Regions from separate parts of the Homo sapiens genome. Here region 2 is linked to region 1. A link is a loop called in an ENCODE intact Hi-C map of the cell type or tissue named here. Cell type or tissue: PC-3. All regions are shown on one strand. Each heading gives the region's core, and the rest is flanking DNA. Links, peaks and the distances in the headings are about the cores only.

What was found. Hi-C counts contacts between places; a loop is a spot of excess contacts. Peaks named below come from ENCODE experiments on the same cell type or tissue, not always from the same donor. Only the 100,000 strongest peaks of a DNase experiment are listed, where the experiment ranks them.
Region 2: it touches region 1 in a loop (6-fold over the local background); 2 of 110 quality-filtered maps call a loop at or near these places.

The regions. Positions count from the first base shown.
Region 1 is chr5:103,582,966-103,590,673 of GRCh38, forward strand. No RefSeq gene overlaps it. Among named protein-coding and RNA genes, the nearest start is that of NUDT12, 24 kb to the left of the region's middle. In PC-3, for the core only: a CTCF peak has its summit at 4,377 (motif pointing right); a DNase peak (open chromatin) is centred at 4,406.
Region 2 is chr5:103,700,530-103,708,237 of GRCh38, forward strand. The region is part of intron 2 of LOC105379107 (a long non-coding RNA gene); the gene reads left to right. Among named protein-coding and RNA genes, the nearest start is that of NUDT12, 140 kb to the left of the region's middle. In PC-3, for the core only: no CTCF peak of the experiment used is centred there; a DNase peak (open chromatin) is centred at 3,302.

The DNA of each region.
Region 1 (7,708 bases), core at 1,583-6,582:
CAAACTTTAAGAAAGCTCTTATAAAGCAAAACTACTCTGATTCACCAGGGTAACAAATTTTAGAAAGCTTAAATTGCTCTTGACATTTATGGAAATAATTTCAAAAATGCTCTTTAGTTATAATTTGTTTCAGAGACCGTAATTTGTTGCAATTCTCTTCTTTCATTTCATAGAAAAGGAAACTGGACAAGCAAGGAATTTTTGTTTTCATTGAGGTATTTGATTTTTCACAACTTTTGTGTCATTTTACCAGAAACAATAAAGACTTTTTAGGAAGTCATATCAACAACTGTTTTATGTTCTTGGATTTTAATAGTTCTTCTGTACATGTGTTTCAATAACTTACATATGGCTTATTTAAATATTTGTATATTTATAGGTTCATATATCATCTAGATATCAGATAATAGCAGAGTAGTTGATTTCTTTTACTAATATGATTATTTAACATTAAGAACTCAGAACACTTAAAGTTAGCATAGAATTGAAAGCTTATGTAGTTTAATGAGATCATTGCTCCAATGGAGAAACTGAGGCCCAGGAAGGATTTCAGTGAAGGAGACTTAATGGTATAGAAAGATCCTGTTACATTCTCTCTTGATTCTCAGGCTGTCTCAGGAACAACTCAGTTGCAAATTATTATTTTATTTACTTATACTCTCAGGACTCCTGCATTCACTAGGTTCTGTATTTTACTATGAAGAAAATTACTGATAAAAATTCTGTCCTCCCCAAGAAGCATGCATTTTAGCCATTTCTCTAATTAACTGGTTGGCCTCATACCCCCATTTCCTAGATGTGTAATTAAAATTCAATGAGTCTTCCTGAACTATAGTTTCAGTGCTTTTGAGAACTATGTAGCAGCAGCTATTATTATTCCTACCTTTTAAGACTGACCAGTGAAAAAAAAATGATAAAATGTTTAAGTTATATTAAGATAAAACAGCAAGTCATCAAAAGGTGTGAGGAGGACAATAGAACTCTGAGGCATAATTACCGATTCCCCAAGGAGCAGCCTTTCCCACGAAAAACAAACAAGACAGAATGGAATCTTAAAATTTTCTTCAAGGATTACATTAAAATTAGGAAATGAAATGGAAACATTCTATGCATTATATGTGGAATAAATCATTTTGAAATAGAAGCACACTGCCTGTTCTCAATAAGATATCAATGATTTATTGAAGTTATTAGTTAACTGAAACACACAATTTTTGGCATACTATTGAAATTTAACTTTGATTACATTTTAATTATTACTCCATTAAAACCTATTATTTACATACAATAGCTTTTTATAAGGTTAGGCAAATCACTGTTTCTTGAAAATTCTCAGGTCATGTGTGCAGCCAAGTGACAGTGCCTTAGAAAGAGAACTTTAGTTTGGCCTGTGGTAATCTATGTTTTAAATTACAGCACAACTCATTCCAAATCAATATAATGAATTGATTTGTAAACGTTTGAGGCAGGACTGCTTTCTTTGGATTTTGTCTATTGAATGTGCACTGCAGTTAAAGCATCCTTTTTCTGCATAATTAAGTCTATGTTCTTGGCTTTTCACTGAGTTTAAACTGGTTTTAAAAGGCAGAAATGTATGTTAAGGCAAAATTATGCACATCCATTATTCTTAGTCTTATAAATATTGAAGCATTTTTTTCCCTTTTAGTGAGAAATGGAAGAGAAAATAAAGCTGAATGCCCTGAACTTTAGTTCCCCTTTCTGAGGATATTTTAAACTATTTTAATTCTGGGAAGCATTGAACATACTTCCCTCAAATGCCTAAATTGCCTGAATACACAGTAACATTCTTTATTCTTACAGTGAGGGCAATGTTTAAATTATGGTATATGAGAATGAGTGAACAAGAACAAGATGGTGATTTGAATTCTGAGAATTCTGAAAAGATTTTGAGCTAATATATAAATAGAAAGAGCTATTGTAAAAAATCAATTCAACCAACATTTATTGAGCACATGTAATAGTGCCTTATATATAGCAGACATTGGGTTAGTCACTTCATAAATATCTTCCAATTTCACAACAATCCTGCAGATTGTTTTATTCCACGTCTACATATGAGAAACTAGAAAGTCAAGCTATTGAAACTAGGACTAAAACATGAATCTCCATCATGATCTTTTGGCTGCGAAAGCAACATGTTGCTTTGCCACCTACCAGTTGTCACGTGCTAGAGATATAAAAATGAATAAACTCAGTTCCTGCCTTCAAGAAATTCATAAGGGTGGTCTATTGGGAAAGAATGCCATTCAAACAGTTTACATTATCATGTGATAAATCGCAGTACCTAATGATGTACTATGGTAAGGAGGGAATTATTTCTGATAATGGGAGCTAAATGCATAATCATTGAGATATGAGAAGGTTATAGTGCGGAAGAAGTTAAAAGTAGTGTTGCATGGCGGATTTTGAAGGGCCTGGAAATTTATGCTCAATAGCTTGGGACTCCTGGGTTACTCGGCTTTCAAACAACCCTCATGACTAGTTTCCTAAATGGTTGTTGGTGCTAGTGGATTTAATATTTAATGTCTTTGAATATACATTTGAATGCTTTGAAACTCCAAATTATTGAAAATTAGTAATTATCTAAGTTTTATTCCCCCAAACTTTTGTAGCTCAGGATACATTTTAACAGGAGTTATTTGCTATTCTCATTAACAAAGCATATTGTTTTATATTTTAAATTTACTCACACTTACACAGTAGATTTCAGTTGTCAATAATCATTATTGTAAAAGAATCCATACAAGATGAAGTACTGGTAGTATTCACTTGGCAACTTTATATCACATTTTCCAGGGTTTATGAAATATAAACGGGATTTTAGACAGTGTACATGGCTGCATTATAAGAGAGATGAATTTTAGGAGTTTAGATTTTTTAAAAATATAATTGTAGACAAAGAATATTTTTGGAGCTGTTAATAACCTTAATGTTTTTAAGTATATATTTGCTGTCATTTCATCTGACACATTGATTGAATTACGCATAAGCAACCCCTACAAATGGCTACCTTGCAGGGATTGGAGATGTTGGTAGGTTCTATATTGTCTTCTGTTAGAGATAATTATATTTCAAAGTGGACACTCAAAATTTTATTTTTAAATTTCTTTTGTAATTTGGGAATTGATAGAAACTTTAAATACTTGGAGCGTCATCCTATATATTATCTTATTTCAGCTTGGAGATATTGTATTTTCCATGTCCTCAATGGATAACATCTCCTATAATGTTATCCAGTTATATGAGATTTATTGCACTGTTGGTTAATGCTTTTTTGTGGACTTAATATCAGTAGTTTTATTTTGAAACAAAAGTTGTTGCTTTATGGATATATGTATAAGTTCTGAAATACTTTTCTGACAAAAATATGGATATAACATATATTAGGAACTTCAAACTGTTAGAGGGCTCAAGTTATACTTTTCTTCAAGATAAAAATATTTTAAAATGTGTAGCGTCACCCTGGAAAGAAACAATTGTATAGAAATGCAACTATTCTCATAAGCACTGATACTAGCTCCTCCCACATCTGTATGGTTTGATCTGTTGTTTCTCTTCACCACAAAGCAGGATTCCTTATCACTCTCAACAGCATGAAATCAGACATCAAGCTTGCCATTAAAACTTTTCACATTTTTCCTAAATGTTTTCTAAACATGAAACTATAATAGAAAGAAGGAGATTTGACATCAAGAAAGGAATAAGCAATTTTTATTATGGATGTCAAATATAATAGAAAGGTAACAATTGATCATTAGATTTTTTTTTTTTAAAGATCTCTGGGTTAAAGGTGTTCAATATTCCTGAGACGATATATGAGTCAGTTGACTATAGTTTCTGTATATGTATACATGTGTGTGTTTAATCTTGTTATTGCTACTTCTTAATAAAAGAGAACCTCATTTCTGAGGTTCTTTGTAGGATATTGTACTGGGTTAGAATTCATTTTTATGCCTTGTATATACAAACAGGCCCAGACGGATTTTATGTTGACTTCATCATGGCAGTATTAGGAAATAACTGTGATGCCAAGTGATGGCCTTACTATAGAATTCATTTTTGCCTAGGAGGCAAAAATCTTAAATTCTTACTAGCTTGTTAATATGTCAGGATATATTTGGAAAGTATGAAGTGTTTCCTAATTTTTATCCTAGTAACTCCAACTCTATGTACTTTCTTTTTTTTAACAATATAAAGAGGTGTGAGCTTCAATTAATATTTGGGATTACAAAATAACAGATTTAAAGGTATAAAGTGTGTAAACATCATTATTCTAATAAAAATTCAGATTTATAAGATGAAACCTCTGCATAGCCTTGAATAAATTGCTCCCAGTAAAGAAAATCCTAAAATGACCATTAGAGGGTGCAAAGACATTGCAGAAATGAACAAACTTTCCTAGAATGAGAAATAACTGAGAGAAGTGTATCTTTGTGACCATGAAATGCTTAACATTTCAGAAAACATTCAAAGCTTCCAGAGCATTTCGTTGAACATGAGATAAGTGTATGTTCATCTGAGTATAATCCTACTTTTCTTATTTGATTTCTTCTGAATGAGCAAGTTGTCACTCTGTTGGTTCTTGAAAAGCTTAAATAAGATCAAATCAGTAAAGCAGTGTTAAAAGGGGGAATGTCATTATAGTTGCTACAATTGAAAAACTGAATCCGGTTTTTTTTTTAGGTCATAAATTATCATTTTAGAGAAATTTAGATTATAAGTTTTACTCTTTGTAAAGACAAACTTTTGATTGGGGAGAGATAATCAATTCTTGAAAAAAAGAAGCTTTGGGAAAGTTTGAGAAAGAAAGACAAATGCTATAAATATCTTCTAATTCAATACATAATGCAAAATTTCTATTTATTTATTAATGTTGAGTGTTAAGATTATTTTCTATGCCAGATGATACAATTTTGTGGCACATGTCTATTGATTGACCTTAATAGGTCCTTTGGTTTTTTGAAAATTTTGAGATAACAAACCCAAACTAAGCAAGACAACAAATCTAACATTAACTGTAAATATTAATAGATTATTTGACAGAAGGAACGTGCAAGTTGATTCTGATACAGCAGTTGTTTTAATAAGTTTTTATCGCATGGTCCTAGTTGGACAGAAAGGTGAGATTAAATTTTTTAAAAAATATTTTTTGTTTTGAGATAAGATTAGAAGAAATTGAAAACTGCATCTACTGTTATTTATAAGTGAGAGAAATAAAAAATGAATATTAAACATTTAGTTTTAAGGCAATATCTGAAAGAACTGCTTTAGACATAATCTCTGTGATGATTTTATATCAGGTTTTAAAAATAAAATCAACTTTTGAAGTGAAATCTCATAGGAGATGTTAAGTCAATAAAAACATTTTATTTTGTTGTTGTGGGTTGTCATCTACTAAGAGATGCCCCAAAGCTCCCAGCATTCCTCATTTTTACACCATCAGGACCTTAGAACCACAGGAAGCACCTAAAAATTATCGTCTTTATTTATTTTATTTATTTTGTGGTGACTATCCTCCTTACGGAGGAGCTGAATTAAGGGAAGATCTAGTGTAAAGAGCAGTAACTAGTCATCTCAAAAAGTCCAGAGGAATAAATAATTTAGCTCTAGTCAATGTATTCAATATTCAGTTACCATATGTCAGGCATTGGTCAACCTGTTGTATTTTTTTTTTTTTTTTTTTTTTGAGACGGAGTCTCGCTCTGTCGCCCAGGCTGGAGTGCAGTGGCGCGATCTCGGCTCACTGCAAGCTCCGCCTCCCGGGTTCACGCCACTCTCCTGCCTCAGCCTCCCGAGTAGCTGGGATTACAGGCGCCCGCCACTACGCCTGGCTAATTTTTTTGTATTTTTAGTAGAGACGGGGTTTCACCATGTTAGCCAGGATGGTCTCGATCTCCTGACCTCGTGATCCGCCCACCTCGGCCTCCCAAAGTGCTGGGATTGCAGGCATGAGCCACCGCACGCGGCCAACCTGTTGTATTTTAAGATCAATCAGTACTTACTACTTAGAGTTTTAGGAAGCTGAACTTATTGTTCCTTTAGATTCTACATCTACTCAGGAAATGTAAGGTATCTTAGTACCTTTAACAAATATTCCAATCACTCCAGTAATTTCTGGATGCTACAGAATTGGGTATAACTGAGTTATGCAAGGCAGTGGCATTTTCTAATTTAGCGTTGATATGGGCCTTCTGTGGCTCATTATGCTACATTGATACTCACCATAGTAGTCAATTAATTTTGTACCTCAATTGCACAGATTTGGTACTATTTTGACATCTAATGCCAGGGAGGGCAGAGAGTTCCACATTGGGGAAAAAAAAAGTTAGTGTTTAAAAGGAGTTATGTTATATTGTGAGTGTACCTATTTTTTTTCACTCATAAGTCAGTGGGAACAGCCAAAGGTTATTTAATTCATTCCTCAACCTGTCCTAAGGACTCCATGCCATCCTGCAAAGACAGATTGATATTTATCTTCTTTAAATGTCTCAAGGGAAGGAAAAATCTATAAGCTACCTTGGTGACCCATCTTAGTGTGGAATAACCCTCATACATTTATACAAGAAAGAATGAAGAAAATTCTAGTTTGACATAAAAGTCATCATTTATGATGAGTCACTCTGAGAATGAGGGGGCGACTGCACATTTCTTCTATTCCCTTACGGAGAAGATGAATGACCTCTTACAGCCTTAACTTTCCCCTTGAGTTCTGCTTGAAATAATCGTGATCCTGTGAATGTTAACTGAAAGAAAATCAAGAACAGCTCTCAGGCAACATATATAATTTTGGGAAAATAAGAGGTTGAGGAAACCCCTGAATATCTTCCTCTTCAACTTTTTTTTTTCGTAATTCATAGCTTGCTTTCTGACTTTCCTCTGCTCACATCTATTTCTCCCAGCTCATTTTCTCCCAAACTCCTGTCAGTGAACACAAGCTTGAGTCTTGACAAATCATGGCACTCAAGTGCAGAACTCTCTAAGGCACTGTCACAGAAAGGAGGCAATTAAAGAAGAGGAGGAGGAGGAGGAGGAAGGGAAGAAGGTGGAGGAGCCGACTTAAGTGAATGAGGTTAGACAGCTCTAAAATCTGGAATGCTCATCTCAGCCCTAACTCGGAAGTTGATGCCCCAGGAGTAGGGTGGATGGATGGTGGGTAAGGGGAATATATTTCCAAGAAGAAGTATGGGAAATAGACGGGCCCTCAATGTAACATTAATACACTGTTCTGTTAGGTCTCAGGGATAACCTATGTTTCCCTGGCCACACATATTGCTTTGGAAATTTGAAGAAAACAAGATATAAAAAGCAACCAAAGCAGGAGTTATATTTGAATAAGATGATAATTTCAGAATAATGTCTCTGGAGATGGTCTATTCAAGAGTTTTGTGGATATGATGCTATTTTAATGAAACCAATATGCGAAATGTGTCATATTGCCACCTAATCAAGCTGTGATAATGTTTCCATTGGATATTACATCAGTGTTCTGTTCTGATTCCAGATGAAATTTAAGGCGTTGACTACCAACTATAAAGTCCAAAATTATCTGGATTATGGTTACTTTCTTCCCTCCTGATGTTATATGTTGTGAATTTAGACTTCTGGGGCATTCTCGCCACTAGTTTTTAGATTACATTGATGAGAATTATAGAATAAAACTTGTTTTCATGCATTCTTGCTTAGGGAA
Region 2 (7,708 bases), core at 1,154-6,153, 120 kb after region 1:
GTGAAATGAAGAAGCACAGCTAACACTAGCAGGTGGGTAGTTCAACTTTTTCTCCTTCTAGGATGCCACAGTACCACTAAAACTCCAAGGACAAAAGAGAAATGTTATAGTAACAATAATAATAATAACAGGTAACATTTATTTATGGCTTACTCTGCTGGAAACTTCTCTAATGAATATTTGTGAATTATTTCATTGAACTCTCACAGCTCAGGAGGTAAATATATTTCATCATTTTACAGGTGGGAGAACTGAGGCACAAAAAGGAACATTGACATGCACAAAGAGAGGCAACAGCTGTCTCCAGCTGTAATATCATGCTACCCTGGTTATGTGGTTGTACTAGTTATTGGCGGTTTATGTTGCTTCGTAACAAATTACCCTGAAACTTGGAGGTAAAATCAATAAACATCTTATACATTTTCAGTTAGTTAGGGATTTGGGAGCAACTTAACTAGATGTTACTGGCTGAGGGTTTTTCATCAAATTGCAGTATGGTGTAAACTGAGTCTGCAGTCACCTGCAGGCTTGACTGGGGCTGATGAATTCGATTCCAGAGTGGGTTAGTTGCTCACATGCCTGAGTAATTTGTGCTGGCTGCTGGCAGGAGGCCTCAGTTCTTCGCCATATGTCCCCCTCCATAGAGGTGCTTGAGCTTTTTTGTGACATGGTGGTTGGCTTCCAAAAAGAATGATGATCAAGAAAGAAAGAGCAAGAGTGAGAGGCAGAGAGAAAGAGAGAGAGAGAGGCTTCAATACCTTGTATGATTGCTAGAAACTTCAGGTTTTATCCCTCTCAAATTCTTATATTGGTACCCTAATCTTCGATAGGATAGTGTTAGGAGGTAGGGGCTTTGTAAGGTAACTAGGTCATGAGGGATCAGTGTCCTTGTAAGAAGATAAAAAGTGCTAGTAGCCCTTACTCTTTGCCATGTGAAGATACAAGATGTCAGCTGTCTGCAACCTGGTAAAGGATCCTCACCAGAACCTGACCATGCTAGCACCCTGATCTAGGACTTCCAGCCTCCAGAACTGTGAGAAATAAGTGTTTGCTGTTTAAGCCACCAAGTCTATGGTAATTGTTATAATAGCCTGAACTGACCAAGACAATAACCTTGACTAGGAGTTATACACTGTCACTTCTGCCATTTTTATTTGTTAATTTGTTAATTTCAGTTAGTATTTTAGAAGTCAGTCGTTAAGTCAAGCATATATTCAAGGACAGAGCAATTAGTCTTCATCTTCTGAAGGGGGAAATGTCAAAGAATATGTGGGCATATTTTAAAACCACCGCAATAGGTATTCTACATTTATCATGAATATAGTAATTTAGTCCAATTTAACTTCTTGCTCTTTACATGTATTTGTAAAAAATATTGTCACAATAAACACATCCAAGGTGGCTATATTATGAAAAATAAATTGTATACAATTGAATCCACCAACACCTTGGGCTAGTGTTATGGCATAAAAACAATAATAGCTTGGATGTTTGCTTTATTGTGCTTGGGAATTGATTTCTTAATTTATAAAGATAACAATTTCCTCTGCTTTTATTTGTGGCTAGTTTTTTTGTTTGTGTGTTTTGTTGTTATTGTTGTTTTTGAGACGGAGTCTCGCTCTGTCGCCAGGCTGGAGTGCAGTGGTGCAATCTCGGCTCACGGCCTCTCGGGTTCAAGCGATTCTCCGGCCTCAGCCTCCTGAGTAGCTGGGACTAGAGGCACATGCCACCAAGCCCAGCTAATTGTCTGTATTTTTAGTAGAGACGGGGTTTCATCGTGTTAGCCAGGATGGTCTTGATCTTCTGACCTGGTGCTCCGCCCGCCTCGGCCTCCCAAAGTGCTGGGGTTACAGGCGTGAGCCACTGCGCCCAGGCTTGTGTCTGTTTTTTTTTGTTTTTGTTTTTGTTTTTGAGTCGGAGTCTCCTTCTGTCGCCCAGGCTGGAGTGCAGTGGCGCGATCTTGCCTCACTGCGAGCCCCGCCTCCCGGGTTCGCGACATTCTCCTGCCTCAGCTTCCCAAGTAGCTGGGACTACAGGTGCTCGCCACCACGCCCGGCTAATTTTTTATATTTTTAGTAGAGATGGGGTTTCACCGTGTTAGCCAGGATGGTCTTGATCTCCTGACCTGGTGATCCACCCGCCTTGGCCTCCCAAAGTGCTGGGATTACAGGCGTGAGCCACCGCGCCTGGCCAGCCTGTGGCTGTTTTTAATGTGTTTTTCATTTTCCTCCTTGATATATTGAAGTCAGTCTCTGTGGTACATTTGTCTTTCTTGAGTTACATTCATAGATAAAGTGCAGTTTACAGCCTCCAGCTCTACATGCGTGGGTTCAAATTCCAGTCTTACCACTTAAGAATTTTGTGATTTTGGGACATTTAAATAGTTTAAGTCTCAATTTCCTTGTCTGTAAAATGTAGATGATAATAGTGCATATGCCATGTGATTGTGATGAGTAAATGATGTACCTGCATGTAAACTGTTTATCACAGTGCCTGACACATATGCTCAATACAGGTTATTTGTATTGTTGTCATTTTTAAAACTCAGAACAAAACTGATATACATTGACTTTTTTTTTTTTTTTTTTTTTTTTAAGTAACTGACAAATGACATGAGACCACCAACTTCTTTCTCATGGGTATCACGATATTTAAATATGTCCCCTTTTAGCAAATGAAGCTTTAAACTAATCAGCTATTAAACACATGATTGCCAAGCACCTTATTTTCAAAGAATTTATCCATATTCCCTTAGGATCAGGCCAAATGGCTTAACTGATTTCACTATTCCCCCTTAAGGTCACTTGGTTAATGACAATAAAACACTTAATTATAGTAGAGTCGCAGATCAAGCTTCCCAGCTCACTCCAGTTTTACTGAGAATTTGCCTCTTGGTTTCTCTTTTCAGTCTTGTTCTCTATTAAGTCAGATCTCAGATGATTGTGTTATCAATCACACTAGCAACATTTACTCAATATATCCAATAATATGATCAGAAAATCATATATGTTCTTTTGAGATAAGCTTCTGCAGCTGTTTTTATTGCACATGGTAAGTAAAGCAATATGCAAATACCTGGGTTGATAAGTGGAATGGACCAAGATGTAAAGTTGACTGTCCTTTATAAATTCAGGAAGTATTCAAATCACTTAGTTACTGGGCTTTTTATGACTATGATTCCTAGATTGAATCTCTGGAAAGGTAAATAATTTAATTATTTGAATTCAAATCAGGGAGTGCTTGTCTTCTCTTGTTATGAATATCATCATTATGTAATGCCAACACTGGAATATCCTGTTTTATGGGAAGTAATGAATCATCCAGTTATCTATGAAGGTAGAGTATGACAGATGTGACAGTCCACAGAAGATTCTGTCGGGTAATTTGGCTTCAATTTACCTCGACCAGCCCAGTTCAATGATTAAAACTAGTTATCTCTTCAGCGTATAAATGGGCATTATTGTCCAACACAGGCTACATAACTTTTTCTATCTAGGCTGTTTTTCCAGGGAATATACTGGGAAAGAAAAAGAAGACATTTTCCTTTGGTTGTTTTGTGAAGATTTTCAGTCCTGGATGTGCATCAGAATTATCCACAGGGCTTTAAAAGATTCAAACGCCAAGGCTTCATCTTAGACTTACTGATTTGGAAAATCTAGGGACAGATGCACACGTTTAAAGATCTCTTTTGCTAATTTTAATGCACTCTTAGGTTTAAGAATCATCACATATGCTGAAGTTTTAATTGAGAAAAAAATCAGCGGTCACTTTGCAATTTTCTTTTTCCTAAAAGTATAAATTAGGAATTAATATAATACCCAGTACACACTAAACAAGCTCTGTCATGGTAGAGATTTTGCACAGAGCTTCAAAGCTCGTGTTAAAGGAAATAAGGAAGCTGTAACAGGGAACGTGTCTGTTCTTATTACTTGGGTTAGAGGAATTTCTGGAAAAAGTTCTGTTCCTAGAGGAAATCTAATAAACCACTTCTGAGCTGCATTTTATTTTTACTTTTACTTTTTACTTTTCGACAAACTGATTAACATTTCAAGGTTTTTCTCCCCCTCATGTATGATTTTGTAGACTTCATTGACTCATGATTCAGACATAAGGTTGTATGTGATTGCATTTTTGTGATAAACTTTGTTTACAATTTACTGGATTCTCTAATCTTGCACAGGTCATTTGCTAATTTCAAACTTTAAAATCTCAGAATATAGGCCAGGCACAGTGGCTCAGGCCTGTAATCCCAGCAGTTTGGGAGGCTGAGGCAGGCAGATCATGAGGTCAGGAGATTGAGACCATCCTGGCTAACACGGTGAAACCCCATCTCTACTAAAAATACAAAAAAAAAAAATTAGCCGGGCATGGTGGTGGGTGCCTCTAGTCCCAGCTACTCGGGAGGCTGAGGCAGGAGAATGGTGTGAACCTAGGAGGTGGAGCTTGCAGTGAGCGGAGATCGCGCCACTGCACTCCAGCCTGGGTGACAGAGCGAGACTCCGTCTCAAAACAAAACAAAAAACAAAATCTCAGAATATAATCTGTCACATTAATCTTACACTATATTGAAACTTCCCTGGGGGCAGTTACTTACAACCATGTTTTGCTTCCAACCCTACATCTAGTTATGATGCTTATTTTGCTTTGTATAGAACAGTGTCTGGCACATAGTAGGAGTTTAATTAATATCTGCTGAATGAATAATCTCCCCAAATCTGCCCAATTTTTCACCTGTTACTCTACTTCTTTTGCCCTGATAGAAATGATGTAGAACATGTTTTATTATAGCAGATATGTGTGTGTGTGTGTGTGTGTGTGTGTCTGTGTGTATTTGTTGTGACCACCTAGTACTTTTTAAAAAAGAATTAAAAAACATATGCACTGAGAATTGAATTCTCCACTATTTCCTTTGTTATATCACATTACAACACCTCGCTGAGATGTGGTTTTAAGCATTGAACTTGAAATGTTAGTTTGTTTTTATGAACTGGACAAACTCTTTAAAGCCATCACCATTCTGCTCCTCACAATAAAATTAGCCATTTTGCACTTATATTTTCTGGTGCCAAGCTACATGTATTTTACTCTGGAGAAACATCTTAGTTTTTGTGAAAGATGGTTTGGAAGAATTAAATATGTGCAAAGTGAATGATGGTGGCAATAAAAATTATTTTTGGAAAGCCTGCCTTTATTAAAAACTAGTTTTTCAGTGGAAAAATAAGACACATGTTTTCTAGCAGTATGTATGAAGCTTTTAATAATTTTTAAGTGATTTTGCATATTTTATCATGTTTACAGCACATTTAATCCTCAAATATCTAGGGATAAACTTGAAACTTTATATTTGAATGATTAAAGAAATGGAGAAAGGGTCGTGACTTCCTTACTATAGCTAATAGTTTTAATAGTATCTATCATTTAATGAGTAATTGTAATATATCAGGAATTCTGCTACTTGATTTATATATATCATCTCATTTAATCCACTCAGCAACCCAATAAAGTAGGTATTATGAATGAGGAAACTAAGGCTCAGGGCAATTGCCTTGCTGAAGACCAGACAATAAGTGGCACAGTAAGTGACTAGGTTTGGCACCCAATCCACTGGAATTGAAAGTCCCTGTTCTTAACAATACTACTATGCTCCTGATGCTTAACTGCAATTTTCCTAATAACAAATACCTTTTTTTCCCCATTATATTATGCTTTCTTTTTATTACAGCAACCATAGACCCAAATCAATGAAGACAATGTAAATGTGCCAACCACATTTATGAATTGTAGATCTTAAATAAAGCATTATAAAATTTATACAATAAGTATTAATGAATTTTATTATTGATAAATACTCAAAAATAATTATTATTTGATTGGATTTACTGTTTTACTGCCTCCTAGCTTGCAGAACAATATTCTGACTGCTGCCATTTAAATTGAGATTTGTTATTTTATAAACTATCATTCACAGAGGACATACATTCACTCTGGCTAAATAATATCTTGCCTCTCTCAGAAGCATACGCTTACTCACAGGTGTACTTAAAAACATATATTGGCTGAGTGCAGTGGCACACACCTGTAATCCCAGCACTTTGCGGGGCCGAGAGCGGGGATCATGAGGTCAAGAGATCGAGACCATCCTGGCCAACATGATGAAACCCTGTCTCTACTAAAAATACAAAAATTAGCTGGGCATGGTGGCGGGCGCCTGTAGTCCCAGCTACTCGGGAGGCTGAGGCAGGAGAATTGCTTGAACCCGGGAGGCCGAGGTTGCAGTGAGCCAAGATCGCACCACTACACTCCAGCGTGGCGACAGAGCAAGACTGTCTCAAAAAAAGAAAAAAAAAAAGAAAATTCTTCTGGTTGATGGTGACATAAGTAGCTAGGGCATGAGAACATCCACAGAAGAACATAGCCTTGCAATGGCCAAATATTCTAGTGTTCAGGAAAATCTACCTTTTAAAAACAGTCCTCACATTTATCTTTTACACCATGCATGGCTGGAATTGTAGTACTTCTGTAAATGTGTTGTTTCTCTTAGTCCAATTTACTGGCCAGATGTCTGTGTCATAAAACCACCATCACCACCACCACTCTTGGTACTAATTAGCACCCCATTTGTCAGCTTCAGTCCAGTGGTGGGGATGTGAGTGATTATAAATACTATAATACCTTCTCACCTGTGAAAGTAGCCCTTCCAAAGACAAAGAAGAAAGCGCAGCAGGCGGGAAACCTGCATTATTGTCACCTGAGCTGTTCCTTTCTCTGGACAATTTCAAGCCTAAACATCTGTTCTAAACACTACGTTTATTAAACTAAATAACAAAATACATTCATCTGTATATAATAGCCCTCCCAGGGGATACAGAATGGGATTTCCCTCTTTCTAAAGAAAGTGAAACAGTTGACAGAGTCTTGTGTCTGTTTAATGTCAAGAAAAGCAGCCTGGGAAATGGGAAAGGAACTTATTAGGAAAGATTTTTTCCCCCCTTGACCGTGGTATGACTGTTGCTGAAGATATGCTTATGTGAATTCTCCTGCAGTTTTTAATTACAGGGTTAATTGTTGGCAGGTGGGTAAGAGTTCTGTTACATGTAATGTTTAATTGTTTATCCTTTGCTCTTTGTTAGAAATTGCATGCATTTTGGAATGCATTAGTTTGAAAATGAGACTCGAGAGGTCTGTTGTGATAATGTGTTCTTTTCCATGCTAGAGGACAAAATAAACTCAGATGGTATAGTCCTAATTCTCGCAAGGTCAAAAACTTTCCTTGTAAGTAGAAATCGTATGACTACCAATAAATATAGAGGCCATCCACTTAACATTCTTAATAAAAGTAAAGAAAAAGTCAGGTAAATGTAGCCATCTTGGGTGGATATAAAAGCCCATTCTAAAGCCAACACAAATGGTATCAAATATTTTAACTTTTCTCTTCCCCTTTCTTATGACAGTTACAACTTGACCCTGACTCTTTCTCTCACTTTTCTTCTTGTTCCTCCTTGTCTCCTAAAGACTTCACCTAAATTTTGAATGTATTTCCCCCATCACAAGGCTCTCAGCACTCCCATACCCTGTAACCTCAATCCTCTGCAGTCCTAAAACTCCAGCAAGCTATAGAGCTCAAAGGAAGTGAACTGACTTTTAGAATAGGGACTGGAAGAATGAAAAAGTCTAAAAGGATTCAGAGAGGTAAAAATAAACTGGTTAT